2 separate regions of the Homo sapiens genome follow, and region 2 is linked to region 1. Evidence: read pairs that join two places in POLR2A ChIA-PET (ENCODE). Cell type or tissue: Panc1. All regions are shown on one strand.

Region 1 (8,000 bases):
GAGCAGTGGTCAGATCTCGGCTCACTGCAAGCTCTGCCTCCCGGATTCGCGCCATTCTCCTGCTTCAGCCTCCCTAGTAGCTGGGACTATAGGCGCCCGCAACCACACCCAGTTAATTTTTTTTTGTATTTTTAGTAGAGACGGGGTTTCACCTATTATCCAGGATGGTCTCGATCTCCTGACCTCGTGATCTGCCCGCCTCGGCCTCCCAAAGTGCTGGGATTACAGGTGTGAGCCACCGCGCAGGGCCATTTTTTTGTATTTTTTTAGTAGAGATGGGGTTTCACCAGTTGGCCAGGCTGGTCTCGAACTCCCGACCTCAGTTGATCTACCCGCGTTGGCCTTCCAAAGTGCTGGGATTACAGGCGTGAGCCACCGTGCTTGGCCTTATATAATATTTTTTAAAGCATGAGCTATGTTACTTTTGTAGTAAAATAGCCATTGAGGATATTCTTAAAATTTAGGGTCTGGAGAACCTTGATTCAGTTTTTGAGAAGCTTGTTGATGCTTTCAAAAAACCTTATTGCATTATGGCCAGGAGCAGTGTCTCATGCCTGTAATCCCAGCGCTTTGGGATGCCGAAGCAGGTGCATCACCTGAGATCAGCAGTTTGAGACCAGCTTGGCCAACATGGCAAAACCCTATCTCTACTAAAAATAGGAAAAAAATTAGCCGGGTGTGGTGCTGGGTGCCTGTAATCCCAGCTACATGGAAGGGTGAGGCAGGAGAATTGCTTGAACCCAGGAGACGGAGGTTGTAGTGAGCTGAGATCATACCACTGCACTCCAGTCTGGACGACAACCGTGAGACTCCACCTCAAAACAAAAACCAAAAAAACCTTATTGCATAATACCTATATCAATTTCCTGATTTACTATTATACTGTCTTTATGTTTGATGTTACTATTGGGGGAAACTGGGTGAAGGTGTGCAGGACTCTATGTACTATTTTTGAAACTTCTTGTGAGGCTGTATTTCTAAAAAACAAAATTTTGTGATGTTTTTCTGGTTTGGGGGCTCTGCACTGACCAGCTATCATCCTTGAGCCATGATGGCACCCAGGTCTGTGAACTGACAAGCCCTACCTGCAAGACAGCTACTAGATTAGAAAGAATAACTGAGGACTTGAAAAAGAGGCAAGCCTTTGGAGGCTGACTCTGGCCTCTGACTCTGTTAGTGTCACATTCTATCTAACTCAGCGAGCACACAGAAGCCACGCAACTAAAATTCACACTCTGCCATATTTCTTACATTTGTATCTGTGCCATTCATTTAGTGTCCATTCATTTACATAATCCCAATGCCACTAAGGGTAGACCTCTGCAATAAGAGGACCTCTGCAAGGTATACAAACTCCTTTCCTTCTTTTTTTGTTGTTATCCCCTGAATATCTTCTATTTGAATCCTGTAGCTCAAGCCATACATGACTCTCTGGAGGCCCCCTAGCAAGCCTTTGAATTCACAGTTCCCCTGCATCTGGATCTACCCCCTTTTTCCCTCCAGTCCCTTTATGTAAAGAACTCCTACCATTCTTCAAGAAAGTTCAAGCATCATCTCCACTGGGAAGCCTTCCTGGATTTCCTATGAACCTCTCCCCACCTGCTTCCAACTCCACTCCAACAGGTAAAGTTAACTCAATCTTCTAGGCATCCTACTGCAATCTCCGCTAGATAAAGCTCCATTAAAACATTTATATCACTATATTGTCATCATTTGTTTAAACATGTCTGTTCCTAATGGATTAAAAACCCCTGAGGACATATATTTTGTGACATTCATTTTTGTGTTTTCAGTGCCAGCAACAATGCCATACTGAAGGTACTCAGTACATATTTGAGGAAGGAGTTAGCCAGGACCTTGCCAGCTTCCTCTGCACTTCAGCTAAAGCCAACCAAATTCTTGGGTAATTCATTCCAGCCCAGAGCCAGGTGTTTTGACGTCAGCTGAAGCTCTCATAACTCTGCCAAAGAAGAGTTCTTGCCACTGGTTAGGCGCCCTCTAGTTGTGTGACTCTCTCCATATCTGTCTCCTTATCTTTAGTGATTTTGTTTGTTCGTTTGTTTGTTTGTTTTTGAGATGGAGTCTCACTGTCGCTCAGGCTGGAGTGCAGCGGCGCGATCTTGGCTCACTGCAACCTCCGCCTTCCGGGTTCCAGCGATTCTGAGTAGCTGGGATTACAGGCCCGCGCCACCACACCTGGCTTTTGTTGTTGTTGTTGTTTGTTTTGAGACGGAATTTCGCTCTTGTTGCCCAGGCTGGAGTGCAATGGCACGATCTCTGCTCACCGCAACCTCCGCCTCCTGGGTTCAAGCGATTCTCCTGCCTCAGCCTCCCACGTAGCTGGGATTACAGGCATGTCCCACCACGCCCGGCTAATTTTGTATTTTTAGTAGAGACGGGGGTTCTCCATTTTGGTCAGGCTAGTCTCGAACTCCAGACCTCAGGTGAGCTGCCCACTTTGGCCTTCCAAAGTGCTGGGATTACGGGAGTGAGCCACCGTGCCCGGCCTTATTTTTGTATTTTTACTAGAGACGGGGTTTCACCATGTCGGCCAGGCTGGTCTCGAACTCCTGACCTCAGGTGATCCACCCGCCTCGGCTTCCCAAACTGTTGGGATTACAGGCGTGAGACATGGCGCCCGGCCTGTCTCCTTATCTTTAAAATGTGGACAATAAAAGCATCTCCCCACAGGGCTGTAGGGAGGATTACAAGAGATAATGCATGAAAAGCTTTTGGCACAGTGCCTAGCAGAGGGTGGGGTACGCTTCTCAAAGAATAGTCCCGTGCACGCGTTGAATCAATGAGTGGAAGAAATAACTTGAGGTTGCCTGTTTATTTACTGAGTGCCTACCATGGAATCAGGGAAGGTTTTCTGCAACCTTTACTTTGACAGGGAAGGGCTTGTACAGGTGAAGGTGGTAGCCGTCGGTAGCGACGACGAGGGTATTCCAGGCTGTCAGGAGGTTCTTGCCAGACAGCTGTGTGGGAGTGGGCGGCCAGCATCCCCCGAAAGCGCGGGGAAGGCAGCTCGGTCGGGTGGAGGAAGCGATGGCATCCACGCTGAGCTCCAGTCCTGGGTAGTTATTAGCCGCGTGACTTTGGCCAAATTACTGCACCTCTCTCAACTTCCCGAACTGTAGAATGAGTCTGTTAAGAATACTCACATGCCAAGCATCTTGTGAGATCACGCGACCGCACGTATGCGAAGACGCGCTTCATCTAGAAAGCACAAAACTCTCAAGCCGGCCGACACGGCTGCGCTCTTTGCACTTACGGGCCTGGGCTTCCTCTTCAGGCATGCGCGGTGGACCTGCGGCGCGGCCCGTCAGGCACTGCGGTAGGCGCCCTAGGGGCTTGCAGGACCCTGACCCCAAGATGGCGGCGCCCAGCGAAGTGGCCGCGATAGCCCCTGGCGAAGGCGATGGCGGAGGCGGCGGCTTTGGCTCCTGGCTGGACGGACGGTTGGAGGCACTGGGAGTGGACCGAGCCGTTTATGGAGCCTACATCTTGGGTATCCTGCAGGAGGAGGAGGAAGAAGAGAAGCTGGACGCTCTGCAGGGGATCCTCTCTGCTTTCCTGGTGAGTAGCCTGGACACATTCCTTCAGCCTCTGGCCAGCATCTGAGGACCTGTCAGTACTTTGCACCCTCCCTCCCCTACCGGGTATCCCAGAGGCTCAGTGGTCTCACCTGGGAGAGGTATACTCCTCTGATATCTGGGCGGCGGGGGAAGGAGGTTGCTCCCCAACCAGGTGTGGGAAGCCTGAAAGCTGCAGGTACACAGAGAGGAAGGGCTTTCTCGTATTCTTGGGGACAAGGCCCTCTCCGATGCTTGTGAGTGAGCCGAGGAGGGTTCTTCCGAAGGCATTGAAATGTCAGAATGGGAATGTTATCATAAATATCTGACGACCAATTCCATTTCCATCCGTTTACAGTGTTCACTGGGGGTATTAAAATGCTCTTGGGAGGTCTGTGCCTATTACAAGGCAGTTCCCAGGGCTGTCCCATGACAGAAGCCTGCAGGAAGTGCCCTTTTGATTCTTATATGGATGTAGGAGTCCATAAAAGGTAAGCTGGTGGTAGAAGTCTTTTCATGCCCACGCAGAACTGAAGCAAACGTCGTGCTTGATCCATTACAGTATTTACAGTAATCATTGGTGGTGGGAAGGAGGGTATGAGAGAGATCAGAGCTTTAACGAAGAGAGAGAAACTTAGTCCTTAGCCTGTTAGAAGCAAGGTATTCAGAAATGTGTACTTTAAGCTATGTTTACATAGTAAGTCACCCAGATGTCCACTTTTTCAACCTGATCATTTCTGCTGCCTTCATCTTCACTTCCCACACCTCCAACATACACACTTATTAGACTGGTTATTACAGATTAAATTGGTTGTAGGTGCTACCTGTGGCTGTCTAACAAATTGTTTCCTTTTAAATACAAGCTTAAAAATAAAATTTACTTGAATCATCACTAAATGCTGTAGAAGCTAGAGTTGTCTCTGCATTCATGGATTAGAGGAGATCCTGGATACCTGATTGCTACTGTGAGAGCCACCTGTCTGTCCATCAAAGGCTTTATCCTCTGGCATTTATTACAATGGACAGGTTAGAAAAATGGGTTCTTTGTTATTCTCAAAACCAATTTTGAAAGGCTAGTAATAGAATCAAAATGTACCATGAGGTGGGGCACAGTGGCTCATGTTTGTAATCTCACCACTTTGGGAGGCTGAGGTGGGAGGATTGCTTGAGGCCAAGAGTTCCACACCACACTGGGCAACATAGCAAGACCCTGTCTCTACAAAAAAATTTAAAAAATTAGCCAGGTATGGTGGCGCATACCTGTAGTCCCAGCTACTCAGAAGTCTGAAGTGGGAGGATCACTTGAGCCTAGGAGGCTGTGGCTGCAGTGAGCCGTGATTGTGCCACTGCACTCCAGCTTGGGTGACAGAGTGACCCTGTCTCAAAGAAAAAAAAATTAGTATAAATATATATAGATATAAATGTACATATTCATATCTCATTTTTTTAAAAGGGTAGAAGGCAGAAACATTTTCAAATCCAAAAGTGTTTTGTGAAAGCGGAAACAAGTGCTAGGAAAAAATCACTCACATTTGGTGGAAGCAGTTCATAGATTGGGTACATGGTTGAAATATAACACTAGTGCAGCTGTCCCAGATTCTTCTGGCAGTAACCCATTTGAGTTCCAGAGCCTCTTCTGGCAAGATTGGCTTATAAATGGGAAAACTTTAACACAGCCTGTGAGGAAGCTTGGAAGTTCACTGGAAATACAAGACAGTGGAATCAATTCTTTTTTTGGACCACAACATTACAGATTATAGGGAGAAAGAGTAGGAGGCAAGCAATTTAAGGTAGTTTTTATTTACAGCTGGGAAGTTTCTAAACACTCCATGAAGCTGTTGAAATAACTTTGAGACTTCTTGGTACCAGCTTCTTGATCAGTCCATCATTATTTGGAGCTGTTTCTGTTGATAAAGGTAGACATTAGTTTGCCTTTTTTTTTTTTTAAGAGAGTCTCGCTCTGTTATAGTAATGTGATCATAACTCACTGTAGCCTTGAACGACTGGACTCAAGCAATCCCCTCTCATCAGCCTCCCAAGTAGCTAGGACTACAGGCACCTGCCATCACATATCATGCCTGGCTAACTTTTTTTTTTATGTTTTATGTTTTATTTTTTGAGACAAAGTCTCACTCTGTCACCCAGGCTGGAGTGCAGTAGCAAAATCTCGGCTCACTGTAACCTCTGCCTCCTGGGTTCAGGTGATTCTCAGCCTCCCGAGTAGCTGGGATTACAGGCATATGCCACCATGCCTGGCTAATTTTTATATTTTTAGTAGAGATGGGGTTTCACCATGTTGACCAGGCTGGTCTCAAACTCCTGACCTCAAGTGATCCACCCATCTCAGTCTCTCAAAGTGCTGGGGCTATAGGCGTGAGCCACCACACCCAGCCATGCCTGGCTAATTAAAAAAAAAAAATTTTTTTTTGTAGAGACAGGGTTTTGCCATGTTGCTCAGGGTGGTCTTATGCTCCTGGGCTCAAGACATCCTCCTGCCTTGGCCTCCCAAAGTGCTGAGATTACAGATGTGAGCCTCTGTGCCTGACTTGGGCTAGGATTTAATATGAGGAATTTAGAAGTTTGTTAGCAATAATCTGAGGTAAAATTCAAGAACAGTGGCATATAGTTAGGAGCAAATAACAGTAAACAAAAACTTTTATCATCCTTCTCTTCAATAGTACTTGCATTGGTTGATTGATTTATCAAATTTTTATTGATGGATTACCGTATGCCAGGCACTACCCTAAGTGCTTGGGGCACTTCAAAGAATAAAACAGATAGAAATTCCTGCCCTCATGCGGTTACATTCTAGCATGGAAAAGCATCACTAGTAAATTATATAGTATGTTACAAAGTGATAAGTGCCAGGGAAAAAGGAGCATTGTAAGTAGGATAAACTTTCCTCTTAGTGCCTTGAACATAGCAGGCACCTTCTGTATAAATAAATGAAGGAATGGATGATTGAACTACATTGATTTGGATGAGGAGACTGAGGAAATAAACCACTTTGTCCTCTTAAGAGTTCCCGTTCTCTTTTGCCTCTCTGCTGCTCCTTTTCCTGCCATTCTTTTTCTTTTGGTGGGGGATTTTAAAAGAGCTGTACCACTTTCTCATCCTTTTTTCTTTTTCTGTTTCTTTGCTTTTCTTGCTGGTGGGGGTTGGGGGAAACCCATGAACTATTGAAACTCTGGACCAAGGAAGTTCTGTGTGTCTAGCATGTAGCTAAAAGGATGCAAGGTAGAGGAAGAAATCCTTTGCTGGGTACAAAATAAGGATATACATAATAAGTCTGTGTTCTGACTCTCCACTTTTCTTTGGGAGATGGTTAAGAACATGGGCTCGGCTGGGCGCGGTGGCTAACGCCTGTAATCCCAGCACTTTGGGAGGCCAAGGCAGGCGGATCACGAGGTCAGGAGATCGAAACCATCCTGGCTAACATGGTGAAACCCCGTCTCTACTAAAAATACAAAAAATTAGCTGGGCGTGGTGGCGGGCGCCTGTAGTCCCAGCTGCTTGGGAGGCTGAGGCAGGATAATGGCGTGAACCCAGGAGGCAGAGCTTGCATTGAGCCGAGATCGCGCCACTGCACTCCAGCCTGGGCAACAGAGCGAGACTCCGTCTCAAAAAAAAAAGAACATGGGCTCTAAGCCAAACTGCTGGGGTTCAAATTGTGTTTAATCCATTATTACTTGTAAGACCTTGGGCAAAGTAATTAACCTCTGTGCTTTGGTTTCCTCTTCTATAAATTGAGAGTAAAATAGTACTTAATGGCATTATTTTAATAATTGAGAGTTCTCATGTAAGGCTTTTAGAGCAGTGCCTGGCACATGGTAAATGCTTAATAAATGTGAATGCTGACAGCTTGCCCTGAGAGGTAGAACGTGAAGGTGGGGAATGCAGCCGTAATGAAGATGGAGGGAAGTGCTCGTGTTTATTAGATGCTTGTTCTTTGACAAGTAGGGTAGGCATTTATATACATTTTCATTTATCCTCAGTAAAATCCTGGGAGGATGTGAAGATCAGAAAGTTAAGAAACTTCCTCACAGATCTGGGATTTGAACTTAAGTATCTCTAACACTAAAGACAAGATTTTTGTTATATCATGCTGAGGAGGGAGATTGGTTGGTATGCAGAATATGTATGCTTCTCTAAAATGGACAGCGGGATGGTTGGACAAGAGACCATTTTGTCATGTATCTCCTCTTTATTATGTGTCAGCAAGCTAATGGATATGATCTAGCATGAAAGTTGATAACCTTAGGGAAGGTTCTGAATTGTATACGTCAGCCAAGGAATATTTCACAGAGGAGTTTTGACTTAGGGAACAGGTTTTTGCTCCAAAAGAATTGGGGGAGGTGGATGGGAAAAGGGAAGATTGTTGATCAAAGGGTATAAAATTGCAGTTAGACAGAAGGAATATACTTT
Region 2 (8,000 bases), 240 kb after region 1:
CCCTATTCACTAGATTTAGTGTTAATCTTTTATAATAGCCATCATTTATTAAGTGTTTACTGAGTGCTTGGACATGGATTTTCTAACTTAAATCCTCTTTGAGGTAGATACTCCCATTTTACCCAAAGAGCATTTTACCAAAAGATCTTTGCCCAAGATCTTTTTTCCTTTTTTTTTTTTTCTTTTTTTTTTTTTTTTTGAGACGGAGTGTTGCTCTGTCACCCAGGCTGGAGTGCAGTGGTGCAGTCTCGGCTCACTGCAACCTCCACCTCCCTGGTTCAAGCAATTCCCCTGCCTCAGCCTCCCAACTAGCTGAGATTATAGGTGCATGCCACCACACCTGACTAATTTTCCTGTATTTTTATTAGAGACGGGGTTTCACTATGTTGGCCAGACTGGTCTCAAACTCCTGACCTCGGGCAATCCGCCCGAATCGGCCTCCCAAAGTGCTGGGATTACAGGCTTAAGCCACCACGCCCAGCCTGCCCAAGATCTTACAGCAGATAAGTGGTAGAATCTTGGTGCCAAAACCTATGCTTTTAACCAATATGCTGTAATGTACCTAAACTGTAGGTGCTAGCTTACTTCCCTATCCTGGAGAGATATGATGGTGGTGAGAAATACCAGTGCCACCGAATTGAAATATACAGTAGTTATTCAGGCCAGAAAAAGTGGAGATAATTCTGAATGTGATATATTCTCGTAGGGCACTTGAAGTGGTCATATATATTCTTCATGATGAGTATAAATTCACTAGAAACTTAAGGCTAAAGTTGAGTGGTAAGAACTTTTGCCAAATATTTAGGGATGGAAATTGGTGTCCAGGGAAAAAGAAAATACTGTAACTTATGTCTCATACTATAATTTCCTCCCTGACTTCTACTTTCTGTTTCTCTCCTGTGGCATTTTAAATATTCAATCTTGTATAATTTTTGTTGATGTGTCTCTTTTACCTAATTCAGTAGACTGTAAATTCCTAAAGGATAGTAATTACTGTGCATTTATGTATTCTCTGTTGCTGTTTTTCTTGTTTTGTATTCTGCATATGTTTATTGCATGCTTAAAAGGTGCCAGATCTGGGTTGGGTGTGGTGGCTCACGACTGTAATCACAGCTCTATGGGAGGACGAGGCAGGTGGATCACTTGAGGCTAGGAGTTCAAGACCAGCCTGGCCAACATGGCGAAACCCTCTCTACCAAAATATACAAAAATTAGCCAGGCATGTTGGTGCACGCCTGTAATCCCAGCTACTTGGAAGGCTGAGGCATGAGAATAGCTTGAACTCAGGAGGCGGAGGTTACAGTGAGCCGCCTGGGTGACAGAGTAAGACTCTGTCTCCAAAGAAAAAGAGAAAAAGAATGTGCCAGATCTGTACTAAGTCTTTAAGAGTGAATAAGATAGAACCTCTGCCCTCCAGAGGTTTATTTCTAATAGGGAAACAAATAATGTAACAAATTTAATACAGTATAATGATTGTTTTAATTGTGAAGTTAAAGGTACAGTGGAAGCTTAATAGAGAATTGAGCAATTTAAGTTATAATTTCAAATTTTTTATAATAATTAACAAGTGAAAAGTCTCAGATTGTGAGAATAAAGAAGCAACCAACTATTTTCTATCTGTGCATCTATACTTGCTGATAGATACATGGAGTACAGGTGTCTGTGAGTTAGTGGAATCTCTTTATTCTTCCATGAGAAGCGTTGGTATTTTAAAGTGGAATGAAATCTGAAAATGATAAGAACATAAAGTAAAAAGTGTTTTATAATAAACATATTTTATTAAAATCTTTCAAAAGTTCATTTAAAATTTACCACCAAAATTCAAAACAATGGCACTTAAAACACTCGGAAAAGAGAACAAAGTGTAATATATTTTTATGTAGTATTTCAAATGTAGTTTATTAGTTTTAAATCCAGTATTTCCTTTCTCACTAAATCTTCCCAAACCAGTAGATAGAAATCCCACTTGGTTTTCTTGTAAATCCCATTTGGTTCAAAAGGAGGGAGCAAAGAATGTAGACCTGAAGTAGGAGTTGGGGCCCGATGATAGCATACGTTGTTGAAATTGAGTGAGTGTGAGACAATAGCAAGTGGTGTGAGTTTTGCTGTGTTTAGAGAAGGTAATTGTTGCCACCTAAGATTATAATCTCAGTGTTGCTGGATCTTCTAAAATTGTTAAAAGCAGCCAGGAATTCAGATTCCTTTTCTGTGAAATGTTCTAATTGATAAATGTTGGCTTGAAGTCTAAAATAATGAAATTAAACAAAACATACCAGGCTGTATTTGAACCGCAAGTTACTACTTTGTGAGCTCATCTGAAATTTCACCTGGGTTCAATTCTAACTCTGCAACTAGTAAGCACTGTGACCTTGCTATACCCTCCATATAGCCATATTTTTACAAGATTTGGGGGTGTCAGGAATTAAATATGGCTATATGTTTTATATACCTATATATTTCTCTCTCCAGTATATAGAATAAGACATAATGCCACTTAAAAGATTGAGAAACTTAAATGTTTATCTGAGGTGAAACTGCTAAGGATAGGAGCTACCTTTACTAAACAAGTCTTCTTACTTCTACCCCAGTGCTTTTTCCATTATTAGTCTTATGGCTTTCAGCAGAATCACCTTGGGTTCTTGTTAAAAATGTAGATTCAGGCCGGGTGCAGTGGCTCACGCCTGTAATCCCAGCACTCTGGGAGGCTGAGGCGGGCGGATCACCTGAGGTCAGGGGTTCAAGACCAGCCTCAACATGGAGAAACCCCGTCTCTACTAAAAATACAAAATTAGCCGGGCGTTGTGGTGCATGCCTGTAATCCCAGCTACTCGGGAGGCTGAGGCAGGAGAATTGCTTGAACCTGGGAGGCGGAGGTTGCGGTGAGCCAAGATCACGCCATTGCACTCCAGCCTGGGCAACAAGAGTGAAACTCTGTCTCAGGAAAAAAAAAAAAAAAAAGTAGATTCTGAGGCTGAGTGCAGGGGCTCACGCCTGTAACCCCAGCACTTTGGGAGGCTGAGGTGGGAGGATGGCTTGAGTTCAGAGTTCAAGACCAGCCTGGGCCACATAGCAAGAGTTTGTATCTACTGAAAAAGAAAACAAGCAAAAAATTTAATGTCGATTCTGACCAGCATAAATCAGCAGGTCTGGGGTAGGGTTCAGGAAATGATATTTTATTTTATTTATTTATTTTTTGGAGACAGTTTCGCTATTGTTGCCCAGGCTGGAGTGCAGTGGTGCGATCTCGGCTCACTGCAACCTCTGCCTCCCGGGTTCAAGTGATTCTTCTGCCTCAGCCTCCCAAGTAGCTGGGATTACAGGCATGTGCCATCACGCCTGGCTAATTTTTGTATTTTTTAGCAGAGACAGGGTTTCACCATGTTGGCCAGGCTAGTCTCGAACTCCTAACCTAAGGTCATCCACCCGCCTCAACCTCCCAAAGTGCTGGGATTACAGGCGTGAGCCACCACGCCTAGCCCAGGAAATGATATTTTAAATATCCCCTTGCCCCATTTTTTAATGCAAATAGAATGGATCAGGGCTAGAAAAACATTCTTTTGGACCATATGAATAACAGGCTTCTAAGAAAATTACCTTCATTATAGTAAATAGGGTGGACAGTTTTTTTTTTTAAATTTATCCAAAATGTATTGGTTACACTAAAGTAGTATAGTGCTGTTTATTTTTTTTTTTTTATAGTCTTAGCCTTAGCCTAATTTACATTGTTTCCTATCTTAGTATTCATAGACTTTTGGACCTAGGTTAGTTTGCCTTATTAAAATGACACTGGGTTAGTAGGATACTTAGGCAAGAGAGTGGAGTGTCCAGGAAGCTTCTTAAGTGAGCAAAAGGGTATATAGTGATAGTGGTTTGTTTCTTCTTCTTCTTCTTCTTCTTCCTCTTCCTCTTCTTCTTCCTCTTCCTCTTCTTCTTCCTTCTTCTTCTTCCTCCTTCTTCCCCCCCCCCCCTTTTTTTTTTTTTTGGCTCACGTGATCCTCCCACCTCAGCATCCTGTGTAGCTGTAGCTGGGAATATAGGCATTTGCCACCATGTCTGGCCAATTTTTAAATTTTTTTCATAGAGACAGGGTCTCCCTATGTTGCCTAGATTGGTCTGGAACTCCAGGGCTCAAGCTGTCATCCTGCCTCAGCCTCCCAAAGTGCTGGGATTATAGGCGTGAGCCACCATACCCAGCCTGTAATACTTTGATTATTGATCATAGATAATAATTTTCTCCATCTGTAAATGGGGTTGTTTCATTACCATCAAATTGTATGTAAAACATTTGGAAATTATCACAGATTCTGTTTTAGAGTATCTTTCATTTTAAGGTATTTACTTTCAAAAATGCCAAATTTAAATTAGCCGGGCTTGGTAGTGGGCTCCTGTAATCCCAGCTACTCAGGAGGCTGAGATAGGAGAATCGCTTGAACCTGGGAGGCAGAGGTTGCAGTGAGCTGAGATCACGCCACTGTACTCCAGCTGGGGCAACAGAGTGAGTGAGACCCTGTCTCACAAACAAACACCCCCAAAATGTCTAATTTGGAAATAAAAGGAAGACTAATTTCTTTATTTTCTGAACCCTTGAGCGTTCTGCATAGTGATTTAAAGTTTACAAAATATCTTCCATTTGTTGTCTCTTTTGGTCTGTATGCCAGTCCTAAAAAGGGGGATGGGGTAGGTGTGGTGTGATGGCTTATGCCTGTAGCCCTAGCTACTTGGGAGGTTAAGGCAGGAGGATTGCTTGAGCCCAGGAGTTTGAGGCTGCAAGTGAGCTATGATTGTGTGACTGCACTCTAATCTCCAGCCTGAGCCATAGAGCTAGAACCTGTCTTAAAAAAAAAAAAAAAAAGGTGGTGATAATATTTTCATTTTGCAGAGGAGGCTGCTGAGACTCAGGCTCTGCTTGCCAAAAGTCACACAAGTGTCTAGCTATTATCTCTTATTGGAGAGCTAAGCTTTGCAGCCCAGTCTTTTTTAGGGATTGCCTAGAAAAATATAGGAAGAAGTTTATTGGCTGGGTGCGGTGGCTCACACCTGTAATCCCAGCACTTTGGGAGGCTGAGGCGGGCAGATCACGAGGTCAGGAATTCAAGACCAGCCTGGCCAATATAGTGAAACCCTGTCTCTACTAAAAATACAAAAATTAGCCAGGCATGGTGGCACGTGCCTGTAGTCCCAGCTATTCAGGAGGCTGACTGAGGCAGGAGAATTGCTTGAACCCAGGAGGTAGAGGTTGCAGTGAGCCAAGAGTGTGCCACTGTACTCCAGCTTGGGCAACAGAGTGAGACTGTCTTAAAAAAAAAAAAATTTTTTTTTATTAAACATGAAATGGAGGCCAGGTGCGGTGGATCACACCTGTAATCCCAGCACTTTGGGAGGCCAAGGCGGGCAGATCACTTGAGGTCAGGAGTTCGAGACCAGCTTGGCCAACATGGTGAAACCCCATCTCTACTAAAACACAAAGAAATTAGCTGGGCATGGTGATGCATGCCTGTAATCCCAGCTACTCAGGAGACTGAGGCAGGAGAGTCACTTGAACCTGCGAGGCGGAGGTTGCAGTGAGCCAAGATTGTGACACTGTGCTCCAGCCTGGGTGACAGAGTGAGACTCAGTCTTTAAGGAAAAAAAAATAGATGAAATGGAGGAGTTGCAGTGGAAAGTTAAATGAGGCTGGAAAGTTTTGGGGTAATGGAGTGATCCTGGAATAGTAAAATTTTCAGTGTAGCTATGGAAAAACAATAGTAAGTTTAAGAAGGCATTTGATTGTTGGCTTATTATAGTATCACAAGACTGGCTGCTGTCTACATAATCCCCCCAGATATTTTCTACTCAAATATTTTCCACTCTTCAAACTTTAGAATTGTGAAGTGAACCTTATAGATTTGTCTAACTCCTTTATTTTTAAGACAGAGTCTCACTCTGTCGCCCAGGCTGGAGTGCAGTGGTGTGAACTCGGCTTCACTGCAAGCTCCACCTCCCGGGTTCACACCATTCTCCTGTGTCAGCCTCCCGAGTAGCTGGGACTACAGGCGCCTGCCACACGCCTGGCTAATTTTTTGTGTTTTTAGTAGAGACTGGGTTTCGCCGTGTTAGCCAGGATGGTCTCGATCTGCTGACCTCGTGATCTGCCCGCCTCGGCCTCCCAAAGTGCTGGGATTACAGGCGTGAGCCACTGCGCCTGGCCTTTAACTCCTCTATTTTTGGATCACGAAACTAATATAGGCGGCATGGTGACTCACACCTGTAATCCCAGCACTTTGTGAGGTTGAGGCAGAAGGATAACTCGAGGCTAGGAGTTTGAAACCAGCCTGGGCAACATAGTGAGACACCATCTCTACAAAAAAAAATTTTTTTTTTTTTAATTAGCCACACATGGTGGTGAGTGCCTGTAGTCCTAGCTACTTAGGAGGCTGAGGTGGGAGGATCACTTGAGCCCAGGAGTTCAGTGTTACAGTAAACTATGATGACTTCACTGCATTCCGTCCTGCCTAGGCAACAGGGTGAGATTCTGTCTCTAAAAATAAAAAGAAATTAATAGCTAATAATGGGTCACATGCCCCATTAGTGACAGAACTGTAATTCAGATCCCCTGAGTTTCATGTTGCCACTCTTTACAAGTATATTTTTTCTTTTGGAATTCATTAATCAAGAAATACTCATGTAGGCTGGGCACAGTGGCTCATGCCTGTAATCCCAGCACTTTGGGAGTATGAGGTGGGTGGATCACCTGAAGTCAGAAGTTCGAGGCCAGCCTGGCCAACATGGTGAAACCCCGTCTCTACTAAAAATACAAAAAATTAGCCACCTGGTGGCGGGCACCTGTAATCCCAGCTACTCAGGAGGCTTGAGGCAGGAGAATCGCTTGAACCTAGGAAGTGAAGGTTGCAGTGAGCCGAGATCGCGCTGTTGCACTCCAGCCTAGGCAACAAGAGTGAAACTCCATCTTAGGGGGGGAAAAAAAAAAAAGAAAAAGAAATACTCACATAGATTGGAGCTCACTGGTAATTTTTGGTCTACCTACATGTATATAGGAGTGTACTGGGTACTTGAAGGAAGCCATTAATTTTTACTGTGACCTGTTTTTTAAAAAGAGGAAAAATGTTTTCAGAATTTCTAACAGACCACTTACCCTAAACCTAATTTCCTGGAAAACACCATTATTATGGGGGCTGACTTGAGGTTTTCCTTCACTGAAACTGGTTATGGCAACTTTCCAATTCAGTTTTTTAAAAGTTTGTCGATATATGTTGAATGTAAGTTCTTTAGTATTTTTTTCTTAAACATTTGATGCTTCCTTCTCCTTGACTACTGAGTGATAACAAGAAATGAAATTGAACAAGCCTTAAGGCTCTAATGACCAGTAATGTAAAACTCAAATATTTCATTATAAAAGTTTACATATTTTTTGATATATGGAGACCTTTCTAATATAGTGATATGTTCTACTTGATAAAATAATTCCTTGATTATGAGAGTTAAATCATTAGTATCTTGTGATGTTAAGCGGCGCGCATCATGATGACTAAGTATTTACAGTTGAACAAGTTTCAGACCCGCTACGAACATGTTCATTCTCTGAGTCAACAAATGCTTTTTAACTAAATGCCATTCTGGCCTACATACTGTGTCAGATATGGATATAAACATAAGTAAAACTCAGGGCACAAAAGTGCTACCACTTTTTTTCCCCCCGTGAGATGGAGATTCTCTCTTGTTGCCCCAGACTGGAGTGCAATGGTGTGATCTCGGCTCACTGCAACTTCTGCCTCCCAGTTTCAAGTGATTCTCCTGCCTCAGCCTCCCAAGTAGCTGGGATTACAGGAACATGCCACCACGCCCAGCTAATTTTTGTATTTTAAATGCAGACGAGGTTTTGCCATGTTGGCCAGGCTGATCTCGACCTCCTGACCTCAAGTAGTCTGCCTGCCTTGGCCTCCCACAGTGCTGGGATTACAGCCGTGAGCCACCATGCCTGGCCTTTTTTTTTTCTTTAAACT

What was found. ChIA-PET counts read pairs that join two places held together with the same protein. Peaks named below come from ENCODE experiments on the same cell type or tissue, not always from the same donor. Only the 100,000 strongest peaks of a DNase experiment are listed, where the experiment ranks them.
Region 2: POLR2A ChIA-PET joins it to region 1 with 10 read pairs; 4 of 35 experiments call an interaction of 5 or more read pairs at or near these places.

Annotation. Positions count from the first base shown.
Region 1 is chr17:44,685,129-44,693,128 of GRCh38, reverse strand. CCDC43 (coiled-coil domain containing 43) reads left to right here and starts at 3,353. Exons shown (of 5, transcript NM_144609.3): 1 at 3,353-3,579. The coding sequence starts at 3,376. It overlaps LOC105371792 (a long non-coding RNA gene), which reads right to left. Exons shown (of 4, transcript XR_007065769.1): 2 at 5,106-5,275; 3 at 4,836-4,951; 4 at 4,116-4,188. It overlaps LOC124904010 (a long non-coding RNA gene), which reads right to left and starts at 3,348. Exons shown (of 2, transcript XR_007065770.1): 1 at 3,275-3,348; 2 at 2,819-3,134. RefSeq lists enhancers at 3,223-3,362, 3,031-3,620. In Panc1, no CTCF peak of the experiment used is centred here; a DNase peak (open chromatin) is centred at 3,208; H3K4me3 peaks cover 1,876 bases; H3K27ac peaks cover 1,509 bases.
Region 2 is chr17:44,444,472-44,452,471 of GRCh38, reverse strand. The region is part of intron 3 of GPATCH8 (G-patch domain containing 8); the gene reads left to right. Among named protein-coding and RNA genes, the nearest start is that of GPATCH8, 55 kb to the left of the region's middle. In Panc1, no CTCF peak of the experiment used is centred here; no DNase peak of the experiment used is centred here.